Regions from separate parts of the Homo sapiens genome. Here all the other regions are linked to region 2. Evidence: chromatin contacts called from ENCODE Hi-C or POLR2A ChIA-PET data. All regions are on one chromosome and are shown on one strand. The core of a region is the stretch at or near the end of the contact, and the rest is flanking DNA. Distances in the headings are between cores, read along the strand shown.

What was found. Hi-C counts contacts between places; a loop is a spot of excess contacts on that map. ChIA-PET counts read pairs that join two places held with the same protein, here RNA polymerase II (POLR2A). Pooled maps may share reads with other maps.
Region 1: a map with no recorded cell type shows a loop between it and region 2 (4-fold over the local background). The contact joins two enhancer-like sites. A Hi-C loop is called at or near these places in 2 of 37 single-sample maps with no recorded cell type and 2 of 50 pooled maps.
Region 3: a loop to region 2 is called in a map with no recorded cell type, with 9 times the contacts of the local background. The contact joins two enhancer-like sites. A Hi-C loop is called at or near these places in 10 of 37 single-sample maps with no recorded cell type and 4 of 50 pooled maps.
Region 4: a pooled map shows a loop between it and region 2 (7-fold over the local background). The contact joins two enhancer-like sites. A Hi-C loop is called at or near these places in 9 of 37 single-sample maps with no recorded cell type and 5 of 50 pooled maps.
Region 5: a loop to region 2 is called in a pooled map, with 5 times the contacts of the local background. The contact joins two enhancer-like sites. A Hi-C loop is called at or near these places in 1 of 37 single-sample maps with no recorded cell type and 3 of 50 pooled maps. POLR2A ChIA-PET finds 5 or more read pairs at or near these places in 1 of 52 experiments (A673).

What each region holds. Positions count from the first base shown.
Region 1 is chr5:89,119,547-89,122,246 of GRCh38, forward strand. All of the region lies in intron 4 of MEF2C-AS1 (MEF2C antisense RNA 1), which reads left to right. Among named protein-coding and RNA genes, the nearest start is that of MEF2C-AS1, 240 kb to the left of the region's middle. Within about 2 kb of position 1,370, at least 2 of the 41 ENCODE cell types and tissues checked have a DNase peak (open chromatin) inside an H3K27ac peak, as active enhancers do.
Region 2 is chr5:89,929,551-89,932,250 of GRCh38, forward strand. The region is part of intron 2 of LOC102724637 (a long non-coding RNA gene); the gene reads left to right. Among named protein-coding and RNA genes, the nearest start is that of MIR3660, 86 kb to the right of the region's middle. Within about 2 kb of position 1,326, at least 7 of the 41 ENCODE cell types and tissues checked have a DNase peak (open chromatin) inside an H3K27ac peak, as active enhancers do.
Region 3 is chr5:89,342,560-89,345,259 of GRCh38, forward strand. The region is part of intron 7 of MEF2C-AS1 (MEF2C antisense RNA 1); the gene reads left to right. Among named protein-coding and RNA genes, the nearest start is that of LINC02161, 240 kb to the right of the region's middle. RefSeq lists an enhancer at 282-331. Within about 2 kb of position 1,297, at least 3 of the 41 ENCODE cell types and tissues checked have a DNase peak (open chromatin) inside an H3K27ac peak, as active enhancers do.
Region 4 is chr5:89,301,664-89,304,363 of GRCh38, forward strand. The region is part of intron 7 of MEF2C-AS1 (MEF2C antisense RNA 1); the gene reads left to right. Among named protein-coding and RNA genes, the nearest start is that of LINC02161, 280 kb to the right of the region's middle. Within about 2 kb of position 1,433, at least 3 of the 41 ENCODE cell types and tissues checked have a DNase peak (open chromatin) inside an H3K27ac peak, as active enhancers do.
Region 5 is chr5:89,270,135-89,272,834 of GRCh38, forward strand. All of the region lies in intron 7 of MEF2C-AS1 (MEF2C antisense RNA 1), which reads left to right. Among named protein-coding and RNA genes, the nearest start is that of LINC02161, 310 kb to the right of the region's middle. RefSeq lists enhancers at 1,606-1,745, 1,776-1,825. Within about 2 kb of position 1,422, at least 2 of the 41 ENCODE cell types and tissues checked have a DNase peak (open chromatin) inside an H3K27ac peak, as active enhancers do.

The DNA of each region.
Region 1 (2,700 bases), core at 120-2,619, 810 kb before region 2:
GTATTCTTGGGGAAATTTACTCTGATATATATTTGGAGGACAGTTGTCAAAATAAAAATATCAGGCAACTTACACTGTAACACTATAATTTATCAACTTTCTTCAATCTGTAAATCAACTTCCTCTCTGTCTCTCTCTCTCTCTCTCCCTCTCAGTTTCTCTCACTCCCTGTGATATATAACTACCAATACATAGTGGCACTGTCTTTTTTTTTATCAGGGGAAAATACACTTTTCTTGTTAAGGATTTTAGATGCCGTATGCATCCTTAAAATGCTTTTGGGAGAAAGGAGCTGTGTAAGTCTTGCATTATTTCATTAAAAATTATGAGTCAACAGGGCAGAATGTATTCTACAGTTTATGCCTGCCTGTGAACATTAGAACAAATCTCCCAGGTCAGGATTTGGTGGTGGAGTGTGGGAATTTTCCATGCCTTTTAGCATTGATGCCTATGACTTTTAGTCCAAGTTATCAGTTCAAAATGAATGGGAGCCATTTCCTATTCATTTTGTGAAGTGTGGACAGTGGTTTTGATAAATGAACAAGGCTTTGGATAATTTGAGTAAAATCCTTTTCTAGGTAACACCTTGTGCACTATAGAGACTAAAAAGAATGACGTTTTAGATAAAGGAAAAATGTGCATGTGAAGCCTATTGATAGAAAATTCTTTTGGTTATGTTCTGAATCTAAATCTGTAATCATAATAAAGAAATACATCTGTAGGCCTAGGAAGAGGGAAGGGAAAGGAGGAAAAAGGAGCCAAAATAAATGTTATTGGCAGTACAATAATGTTTTCTGATCATAGATTTTAATAAGAAGCCAAGATGTCTCAATGTAAGTTAAAAATGTAACATCAACTTTGTAGAGGGGAATTAGGAAGAATACATACACAAACACACACACACACACTCACACACTACATCATTACAATGACCTTGAAGTCACAATATTAAAGGAAAAAGATAAAAGAAAGCTGGAAAAACTGGAAGAGCGCTTACTATTCTGCGCGCAGAAAATATTTAATTTAAACACTCTAAGAAATTACGTCCAAAGAATCATTATCCCAGGAAACATCTATAGAATGAATGTATTTCGAGATCTTCATTACAGTTTAATTTGCATAGATATTTTGGGGAACTCTAGGACTCTAAGTGTGTCCCTAGGATTTTATTTGCAGAAATGAAGTAAACTATGGATAAGCTTTTCTCAAGTCTTAAATACTAGGTTTGAGACTGCACGAAAGAAGCATAATAGACTCCACTCAGGCACACTCAGGGAGAATATCAAGATAGAGTGTGACACTTTACCCACTGTTAAGGAAGAGACTGAGAGCTTGAATGCTGACTCAGGGAATGGGGAAAGAGTGCTTGCTTCCTCAGTGTGGCAATAAGGGAATTGGGCAAGTTCAGCTTGCTGGCAGAACTATGTTACACTGCAAAGCATGAGACGGGTTCAATGGAGCGAGTCTGAGCAACCCTTTAGGGCAGGGTATCCCAAACTTACCTGACTACTGAAACATGTTTAAGTTACAATGCATTAATGGAATACCAACAGAAGTGACAGGACATATTGCATACTTTGATCAAAGAAGACCTCAAACATGACCGGTCTTATATCTGATTTAAAAGCTGCAAAAAAGGGGCAAAACTTATTCATATGTGTGCTGTAGCTTTATAGCACCACCAACCAGATAATTTATTTTATTTCATTAATAACAAGAAACCTAATTATTTCAAGCTTAAGTATAATAAAATATCAAAACATTTTTATCAGGACAGTATATTAAAAATTATTTTTATAGCATATTCACTTAATATTGTTATATAATATGAAATCTTATTTTACATAGGAACTGTGTAGAAAAAAGAGAATAGGAATTGTATATTTTGCAACATTTGGGTAATCTTAGATGGACTGCTCTAAGAATTACTTCAAAGACAGGAAAAAATGAGATCCATCAACTTAATTTTGAAATATTCCAAATTTTACTTGTTGACGTGTTTTATTTAGACACAATTTGAAAACGATATGACTCTTCTTTTGTTTAATTCCCTCCTTTTTCAATTGTAGTTCATGGTAAATGGGATCATGAGGTATACATTTTTCATATGTGACAAACATTAAAACTATACAGTATTTTACAGTTGTAAAATGCTACTAAAAACCAATCATCTTCAAATAGACAATACATGTCAACCTGAGGGTTAAGTGGTAAATACTGCATCAAGGTGTAGATTAAAAGTCATAAAGTCGCTCTTGTGACTTCTGGGTGTGCTGGTGTGCATTTCTTTCTTTCTTTCTTTCTTTTTTTTTTTTTTTGAGACGGAGTCTTACTCTGTCGCCCAGGCTGGAGTGCAGTGACGCGATCTCTGCTCACTGCAAGCTCCGCCTCCCAGGTTCACGCCATTCTCCTGCCTCAGCTTTCTGAGTAGCTGGGACTACAGGCGCCCGCCACCACGCCCGGCTAATTTTTTGTATTTTTAGTAGAGACGGGGTTTCACCGTGTTAGCCAGGATGATTTCGTTCTCCTGACCTCGTGATCCGCCCGCCTCCGCCTCCCAAAGTGGTGTACATTTCTTAAAAGCAGAGAATTGTATGACAATTGTAGTTGTTTGCACATTTATTCAAAATTTTCATAAATTAATATATAAAATAAATGCGGAGACAAAAATACTTCTAGGTATGTGCCTCTCTGTCTCTC
Region 2 (2,700 bases), core at 76-2,575:
ACTTGAAACATACTTAAGAAGATACAATAAAACTAAAATAATTATGTAGCTTTTTTTTTTTTTACTTAAAGGTAATATTGCATCAATCATAGATCTAGAGATAGTCAAGACAGAGCTGATGAACCTCTTCCTATTCTTTCATTTTTTAAAAAAATAAATTTCTAGTTAAATTCCAAGATTTCTGTCTAAGCCACAATGTTTTCACTCAACATTTAATGCACGACCCTTTTGTGACAGGCACATACCTGAATACATTAACTCCAAAACTGAAATGTGGACCACAATATAACTAAAATTTATCTTTCATACAGTACAGTCTTTTTAGAATGAAAGTTTCATATTCCCCATGAAACAGGACTTTTAAATTCAGCATTTTTCAATGTCCCAAGTACTGCTTTATTTTAACACTCTAAACCTTAAGACAGAAGTGTTATTATTCTGCATTAGTAGATGAGGTAACCAAAGACCAGAGCTCTTAAGCAATTCCTAGAGTTGCACAGTGGGAGACTGAGCTTTCAACTCAGTATTGTCTCGCTATAAAGATGGAGTTTTTCCAATAATGCAATGCTCTCCTTCTTCTTCTTCTCCTTCAGTGAATTACCATGTCTCTTATATTCTCTCATTCACAAGTATAGGAGTGATCAACAATTCTGAAATATCAATCTCCTTAAAAAAAGTGCCCATCTTGTTTATATTTAGTTACTTCTAGAAGAACTATACTTCAAATTGCTTGAAATGTCTACAAGAAATTTTGAGTGTGATGTTAGTAAACAGCAATCCTTGCACATATCACTGGCTGTAAATATGAACCATAAATTCCTCACTTAAACATATAAAATCAAGCATGGAATTAGGTTATTCAAAGAGGCAAGTCTGTGACAATATTATTTACTATCTTATTTGCAAGGATCACATCTTCTAAAAACTAACTGTTGTATGTTTGTCTTTAAAGAGGTCTATAGATAAAGGCAGTGATTTTCTGAATACATCAAAACCCTCATAGCATTCCTGAGGATCTACTGATTAACCCAGTAGGATATTAATTATGAACACATCTGCCATTCTTACTTTTTGTTCTTTTCCTTTAAATAGGAGTGGAGTAATTCAGACATGTGTGTATGATTAGGTGTAGCTAGCAGTGCATGATGAGCTAGATTTAGATACATTTATGAAGCATCAAATACAATGAAACAGTTTACTGGAAAACAAAACTTGTACTGGAGATTGGAACTCTTAAAGCAGGAGAAAGTTGTTTTTAAAAAAGCTTAACCTTAAATAAAACACATATGTGGTGGGTGAATGTGAAAGAATATACAGCTTCATTGTTTCTCGAGAACAAAAGTATTTATAGTTCTTCCGCTTTGTGACTCATCTCTCTGCTGTAAAATATTTGGGCTATTACTCATAATTACAAAAAAGGCATCGAAGAGAATGGCTTGACGTTAGTGCAAAGGACAAGGTGAACAAACTGGCATTTTATTTGTGACATTCTCATTTATAAGAAGTTGGACAATCTGTTTTTTGACTGCTTTCTTTCTCTGCAAAAATGACTATAATATAGCACTTAAAATAAATGATAATTCATGTGCCTCTAATCTAAAACGATCAAAACAGGCAAGATGCAAACAAGACACAGAGAGTGCAAAGAATGCAGCATACTGCAATAAATTCCCCTTATATTTATTTAACAATAAATATGCAAATTTGAGATAATTATGAAGACATGTGCTTTGAGGAGCAGAGAGACTACTCAAAAGGTATTTTGTTCAATCATCCTTTTTCTTTTGAGCTAAGATGAGAACCAGAAGGAAACAGATATAATAACAAAAATGGAGTAAGTATTGATCATGGATGAGAAGACTGAGATAATATAAAACCTCTAACTCAAAAAGCATTTTTTTCTGGTAGATGAAACTAAGTGATTCTAAATAATAACTTATTAGTAGAAAACAATTAATTTTATAGCCTTTTAATGGTCCTTTTAAGGGAGTAGTACACTCCAAAGTGAAGTTAATCCTCCACAACGATATTAGTTTTTCTTAAAGAAAATGCTAATTAATAAATAGTTGCTCTGAACCATTTAAAGAATAGAGAAAAAATGTCAAAATGTTACTAACTTCCCGGGAACACAATTTTAATATTGTTTTTCATGAGAATTACAGATTTTTGCATTACTTACTCTTGACTACAATGAGTATTGCATTTGATCAATTATATTTCTAATATTTTGCCATTAATTTTTTCCTCTTCCAGAAAGATGGTATTTAGCCAAATTCTTAGACTTCCTATTCATTCTAAAGGACAAGCTTTCATTAATGTACAAAGGGGCCACTCTTTAATGGCACAGAATACTAGAAAAAGCTCATTCTGAAATATTGTTAGGTAGCTGTTATAGACTAGAATTGTATTAAGGGTGCATATCACATATCCATATCAAAATATATAAAATACATACAGCAGGATTCCTTCAACATGATGAACTATCACTGGATAATGGCTTTATCTCCAACCATCTCAATCGTGGGTATTACAATGAAATCTGAAAAAGGTGAAAAGCACTGTCAACCTTTCTTAATATTGTTGGAAAATGCTGGCGTATTAGAGCTTAAGTGGTTCTTGAAGAAGTCTGTGTGTGTTATCTGGAACAGCCAGATGATTCTTTGCTGTGTGGGGCTGCCCTGTTCATTGTAGAATGTTTAT
Region 3 (2,700 bases), core at 47-2,546, 590 kb before region 2:
AGATAAAAGAAAATAGTTACCCTTTGTTTAGTCTCTGTTAGAGAACAAATACTCATAATTAAACTGTAACTGGAATCAAAATGTAGTTTGGGATAAACAACCTAACTGGCCTCCAAGATAAATTACAGTACTCATTTCTCTATTGTTGGTTTGTTTTCTCCAGTTTCACCAGGAAGCAGGACTGTGGGGATTCTGTACTTGTATGTCACCACTAAGCAGCTTCTTTCATGCCAACAAGCTTAGTAACTTGTTTGAGTCTGGCCACTTGCACACCATCTGGAACTACTTCACATTCTTATTACAAAAAAGAGAAAGAGAAAAAAAGAATGCATGATGCTGCTGTGTTGCCTTTCATTTGTAGAGTTTGCTGGGCATCTTCCTGACTCAGGTGTTCATTCCTCCTGGAGTCACCCAACCAACCATAATATAGCTGACATTAGGTTCAACCACAGAATTAGTCCCTAGAAATATGTGAGTTCTGAATCTTGTGACATTCCTCTAGATTTCCAAGAAAAAAAATGTAGTTTTATTTTTAAACATTTAATTTTCAGTCTTTTGTGGGTTTCAATTTGTATTCCTCAATTTGCTGTAATTCTTCTGAAGATATAACCAATTTGTGAGGAAATCTGACCAAGGAAGTTTGTTCTAAAGGAGAAACAGCTTACATGGTATGTGTTTTGGCTTATAGTTTGCCATGGGTTGGGATGGAGTGTAGGTAGGGTGGGGGTGAGATAGGGAGAGGGTGAACAATGTGTCCATAGAGAGCTGAAGCTCTATTTTAATCAGGGATACCCCTTTCACCAAAATGTTTGTCGGTGCTCTACTAGTTATTCGTTTCTTAGGATAAACTAAAATGAAGAAACTAATAAAAAAGGTTCTTAGGTTAAAGCTTCATCTGTTTAAAATTTGTGGAAAACATATCTATTCATGACTTTATAAAATGCAAAAGTTTTAATACACACTTAATATTTTGATCTATAACTAACATTGAATAGTTTAATACAGAAAAAGAAAACTTTTGATTATATAGTGCTTATAGTGTAAAGAAACCTCCAAGTACTCTCTTTGAAAATTATTAACCTTAACTCTCCTGCCAGATTTTATGATTGTTTCATTTTCATACCGTTGCAAAGAAAAGAAGAGACCTTCTTTCTTGTTGACCTCCCTAGAGTAGGGGGTCAGTAATTAAGGCACACGTGCCAAACAGGACCCAAGGACTTATTTTCATTGGCATTCATGCTAGTAGACTCCTCTTGAGAGAATAATCACCAGCTGCATTTTGCAACATGTGAGAATGTGTGGGTGGAATAACCACTTCCCCACTTATCTTTTGCTAGTCTCAATATCACTATGCCCCACCTGGCTCACGAGAAGAACAGGTGCTACAAGCTAGGCTCACCACTTGTTTAAAGGATGTTAACCCCCAGCTGGGCCCACAGCCCGGTACTTGGTCCATTATCAGAATATGGGAGGTGTTGTAAAGTGAGAAAAATAAAACCAGTATTTATTGAGCAGTTTATACCTGTGAGACAGTCTTTATAATCTTCAGAGAAGTTAAAGAACTTTTCCAGGATGACAGAGTCACAACAAGTTTGGGTGATTTGAACCTATAGCTTCTAATTCCAAAGTCTATTATAATTTCACTATATATATTTCCATGTCTTCCTAGAAGAAAACAGCTATTATTTTTCAGAAGAAATATCTTAAACTGTTATCCTCAGAAAGCAGTGTTCCAAAGGCTGATAATTTGTCATAAAAGAAGTGTGTTGTGATAAACTGTTTGGAGATCTGTGAGTTAAAATTCAATCTCTCCCCACATAGACTTCTTGGAGCCTTTAGTATGTAAAAATGCATTGAGAATCTTTGAGAGAGATCAGGATGGCTAACTTATTTTCATGTGATGCATCTGTTAATACCTCCTTGAATCTGTATGCTACTGAATGGCATGGGAACTGCTTTGAAATGTCTAGGAAGTCCATTCCACTTATCATGGGTGAAAAATGACTTTGTGCATTTGGATAATAATTATAAATGATATTAAAATAATCATTTGTGATATGAAAAAATAGAATAGAGAAAGATTATTTATCTATGCACTACAAAACTTATTAGTTGAGTTTGAGGTGACCTATTTATTTGATATTTGAATGTGACATCTTTATTTTCTCAACAAAATTTTAATTGGCAATGTGTTCTCATGGCAACAAAACTTATCACAATTCCAAACAAAGAATGAATGTGTAAGGACTAAAGAAAGCTTTTTGTGAATACTGTTCTACTTGCAGGAAACTGTTAATTTATTATTAAAAGACAATTTTTAGTGCCTACAATAAGCCATCCATGGTAGTAGATGTAGAGAAGAACTTAACATGGCCTTTGAGGGCCTCATTGCCTAAATGGAGAAACAAGTTTACTACAACAAATAAAACAAGCTCCTTTTGAGAGAAAGTATCAGCCTATGTTCCCAAACTAGCCCATATCAGCTGCCTATATTACATAGCCAATTCAATGGTAACATTATTCTTGTGGCCTGCTGAGGATTCAGTAGAAGTCAAAATTTGTCATGAGTTTTCTGTGTTTGAGGCAAAAAATATTCCTCGCTCCCAGTGTTCTTGGTCATTAATGATCTTTGTAAAAATTTTGATCAGCCAGCTATTGGTTTGTAGGCTTTTTGTACCCCACCCTGAAAGGTATAGGTGC
Region 4 (2,700 bases), core at 183-2,682, 630 kb before region 2:
TCGAGTTGTAAAGCAAATTTTTCAAAACAGGATTTTATATCTTTATTTTTCTTTGCAGTTGATGTGGCTCTGAGTTGCGTTCTGACTGAGCTCCTGAAAAACAGTACTGAGAAGCTGTCTATAAATAAGTAGTTTTGTTTACAGGAACTTACTGGGGAACTGGACTTGTACCACCTGCCATTTGGCCAATGTTGAGAAGTGAGAGGAAGGGGTTTCAGATAATTCAAATCAGCCAATCTACCTCAATGGAGGCTACCTTCTTTTTCTTATTGTTCTAAACTAGGTGTACATACCTTTTCCTAACTAATACACCTTAGATTAGAGCTATCAAGCAATGTTCTTTTACTTTCTCCTATTATACCTGGCCCTCTCTTCTTACAAGCTTTCTAAGAATGTATTTCCTTTGCCTATTGTGTCAACTAAAAGAGAATTGGGTAGGATGAAAAGAACTACATGAAAATAAACTGCCTAGATTTATGAAAATAAATATATGCAAAGTTTTACACTTACCCAAAATTCTTAATTTAAGCCAGCTAAGAAACTTCAATTCTGTGGGCTAGTGGCAAACTGGAGTCCATATGGAGTTTCTCAATTGGTCTTTCGAGTAGGTGGAATATAAATATCATGACAGCATTTCTGTCATGTCCCTTCCGTGGTCAGAGATGCTGTCTTTTCTATCTTGTTGGCCCAATGAATGGCGTGTCATGACAGAAATCATTAGTGAATTTTGTTTAATGAGGTAGCCACTCAGCTGATAAGTAACTAAAGCCAGACACTTGTTTCCTGAGATGGGTTTTGTATAAACCTAAAATGCCATTAGAAGAGGGAGGCAATTCTATTACTAATTTAAGGCTCACTTAAAGCTTGCTATTAAGGCAAATAAGAAATGAGTAGGCAAAGTTTTCTGTACATTCTGTAAAACATAAAGTAATATGAGGTAATTGGAAGATAGTCTGAAAAAAAAGCCTATCATTCTCTCCAAAATTTTACCCATTTCACCCACACTTACCAGTGTCATAGCCCACGCTGACTCCGATGGCTGAGAACATCTGTAAGATGAAGAACTAGTACTGTATTCTGAGTCACATATCCTATTTTTATTTTAAAGCCTATTTAGAGCTTGGCTACTATTAGGCTTGTCCTAATTTTCCTCAGTTACTGTGATTTTGATTACTTGCAAAATATACACTAATAGAGACTGTTTTTAGTGGATGCCTAGGATTAGAGAAATAAAGATAAGTTAGCTTGTAAGTCAAAAATTTAAATAGACTTAAAAATATAGGAAAAGACAATTGTATTTTGTTTCTTAAATGCCAAATATAATTATTAAGAAATTTTCAGAAGATGTCATCTATTAATACAAACAACAGAAGAATTGAACTGAAGATCTAGCCACTGCTCTGCTCATCACTCTGTTTTCATTAGCAATTATAAGGAAGTAGATCCAGAACTAGAGATGCATGATAACAAGACATTGGTGCAGTAACCAGTACTTTCAGACATCACCACAAAAACAAAAACTCAGTATTTCACAACCCTGTTGCATTGGCAATGTCACAATGCTACCTCGGGCAAGGATGTTGTCTCTTTTTGGGGTAAAATAGAGTTCCTTTTTCCCTCCCACAACCTTCTCCTGTAAATCACTTTTCTTAAAGGACAAACCTAAAGTTTCTTGGTTTCAAAATCACACTCATCATGGTGAGGGAAATCCGGCTCATGCCAATTAGAAAGTCAGCTTAATGTGTTTGCTTAGCTACGGAGAGTGATTAAGGGCACCGTTCCCTGGCAAACTACTTGTGGGTTCAAATATAAAAAGCCTTAAAAACACAATCCTAAGTGGTTTACTAATAACACAATTTACATCACTCTTGTATATTTTCAAAAAAAGAACATTACACCATAGTTTAAAATTTTAGAAAATGTATTAAGCCCACGGTGCTGTCATTGTATTCACTGAGGATGGCAAATTTCATCACACAGCCTCTCCTTGTCAATATATGCTTCTTGCCCTAATCATTATAAAACTCTTTTGGGGCCCCCCTTTCTCACCTAACAAATGCTAAGTGAAATGGAGAATTAATACATTTAGAAATTTAATTGAGGTTAAAAGACATCCTAAAACATACTCCAGACTTTCACCTTGAATATTTAGTGGGTTTTGTTTTTACACTTGAATTAAATAGGTAATAGTTTAAGTGCAGCTCCAATGAAGTGAAAGGCCAAAAAAAGTGGTCATTTTTCATTTCTGGCTACGAATATAATTCTATAGGAAATTTCTACTAGCCATGATGCTTATAAAATTAAAATACAATGGAATATACACAAATGGCCAGCATCTGGGATTGTAATCTGCACCTTCGTGGGGTGGTGAAGGCTGCAAAGATCATGAGAGGAGGAGAAGAATTTAGGGCTTCCTATCATCAATTCAGGCAGTAAGTCCTGAGCAGTAACTCTGGAAAGTCACTGCCATAGAATCACCGTGGTAATAATGTGTCTTGTTTTGGGCAAACTTGTCAACTTATGAAGAGAAAAGAGAAGTCTATAAAGGGCTGGCAATTTAACTTTAATATTCAACAAATGGCAAGCTGCAAATATGAAGAGAATCTTCCTTGTTTTCTTGTTTTTCCAATTGTGTTTATATATTGATGATAATATCAACATAACATTCATTTTATAATGTAAAGCATTATGTCATAAATA
Region 5 (2,700 bases), core at 172-2,671, 660 kb before region 2:
ACTTCACCTCCTCCGCTTTCCCAACCAACAGCCCACTCTTTGAGAAAACAGAGTGTTCATCAAATAGAAAAACATCTTGATGATTGCCAGATAGAAAAACAAATATTTAGGGATTGAATTTGAGATTTTTCTTTATATTTCACTCAACATCTTGAGACCTTCTTTGTCCATATCAAAAGTAAGTTTCTAAGTCCAATTATTAAGTAGATCTAAAAATCTCTCTTCTGTTGAGATGTATACAGTTAGTAAAGATTCCCAGGAAGTTTGTACTGAGACTTTGGCGCGCACGCCAGCATGCGCGCGCGCGCACACACACACACACACACACACACACACACACACGAGGGTATAAGGGTGCAGGAGTAAATGGTGAGCCCTTCTAGGAGATTAGTGTGTGGCTGGGACCCTTTTTAACATCTTTTACTTTGGGCCCATTCTTTCAACTCATTTTTACCACCATGTATCAAGTTTGTGCCTGAGTCACTCCAAGCTTGCCCATCTGTGGGGGCAGCAGATTGTTCCAGGTGAGTTGAAGATACAAGGAATAAGTGTATGCATAAATAATGTGCAAAGGAAGCTGCTAAAACCCTGTTTCTAGAATTTTCTACTTCTATTTTTGTGTCTTTTTTGCCCCTACACACAATTAGTAGTGGTGTTTCGAACTCATCCAAAATTTGATTTTGCATGTTTTCTTGTTTACTTTTTAGTCCTTTACTGAAAGGTTTCTAAGTAGCTAGGTGTTTTTTCTAGTCTGCCATATTCCAGAGTTTTCACACCAGTAAGTCTGCTTACAGACCTTTTTGCTGTGCTGTTGTTGTTGTTTTCTTTTCCCCAACAAATTTATGACATTAGGTCACACTTTATTCGAGAAGCTTTATTTTCCATCTGCTCTCCGTTTTTGCTCTATTATTAGGCTATGCTTCTGGTATTCTGATCCCCCTTCATTTTCAGAACTCTTGTTGACGTCAGTGGGGAACCTAGGCAGAGGAGAGTGTAATGCTGAGCTTGGCTTCACAGTCCATTTTGGGAAAAGCGTCTGACCTCCTTGAGATGGAACTTCCGTTGGGTGGACCCCTGCTCATTTTCTACAGACAGTGGAGCCTATGCATAGTATTTAATGCAACCACCAGTACAGGATGATATACTTGCTCTACCACCCAAATATATTGACTTTCTGTTAAAAGGCTTTTAACATAAATTTTAAGAGATTAACAAAATACATCATAGGCTATTGCTGAGAATGCAGGGTTTTTAACTACGTTTCTCCTACATTGATTTTAGTTCATATATTTTAACCACCGCCTTATTTTACTGTACCTTTTAATTTGTTATTCATTTGTTTGAAACCAGAACTCTGCCAAGGCACTCTGGACCCACAGGAACTGAAATAGTTTGCCTTCATTATCTGGTAGACCTGCTCGAGTCTGTAGCCCCTGACAGAAACCACAAGACTGTACAAACTGGCAACTGTGGGTTTGTCTGTTCTCTATTGATTCTATTTCTGGAAAAAAACATGAACCAATGGGTGAGCCATGTGACTGTACAACTGACCCAAAGCTACCATCAGAAGTGGGATGGAGACCTTTATAGACAGGTCATGATGGGATCTCAACACTTTCCTGTCTGCTTCTTAAGAATGGCTTTCAGTAGCTTTGACTTGAAACTTAACTCCTTGTGTTCTGAAGTATGAAACTGGAGGAGAATCTTCATATTCTATAGCTTGTTATTTAATTTGGGAGACCATAAGTCAAAATGTTCCAAACATCTAATAAAATGTATAATAAAGACCAGATATAAGTTAACTTACAAAATAGCTTACTTCTTTCCTCCATGTGAATTGCAAAGCAACTCCATCAGAAGACTTGAACACACACACACACACACACACACACACACACACACACGTACTTTTCAGACTATGAAACTGCAACTGCTGTAGTGTTTCCTTTTCTTGAGCTTTGGTATTTGCGCTCAGTACTGATCCTTAAGTAAATAGAATGTAGGACTTCTATGTAATCAGGCCAAATGTAAGAGTTCTGGTCTTGGCTCCAATATGCTATGTGTCTTTGGTCTTCTCTCTTCTTCTCCATTAAATGTCAAATGACTAAACGATCCCCAATGTCTGTTCTAATTCTAAGAATCAAAGTGATTAAGAGTCTTTGATAGCACCAGAGAGATCTAGGTAGTAGAGAACACAGGTATGAGAGAACACATCCTATTAAACACACACGTGCATGGGTGCATGCACACACACACACACACACACACACACACACACACTCAACAGAAAAACCAAAATAGCTCCCCTCTCTTCCTCCCCCAATAATGACAATGCAGCCATCTGTTGGACGTTCCATTTTACTTAGCAGCTGTTCTCAGATACAGAAATCTGCATTCCTCCGGCTTGTGCTGGTATGCAGGCAGCATGTGTGGGTACTAGCATTTGACTCTCCCACCCAAAGGAATGGCTTTCATTGAATAAAAGTGATTGCAGAGGTTTCTTATTTCCCCATCACACAAATGCCTTTTTTTTTTCTGATAATAGGCATTTGAAGCCATCTCTGCTACTCTGTGTATTAAAATATACCCTGTTAGAGATATTCATATCAAGCAATCATCTAAAATTGAAGAGGACAACCAGGAAAGGCTTCAGTGAAACTCTTGCCTTGCCAGAAACTTCTACTTTGAAGGAAAGTGGGA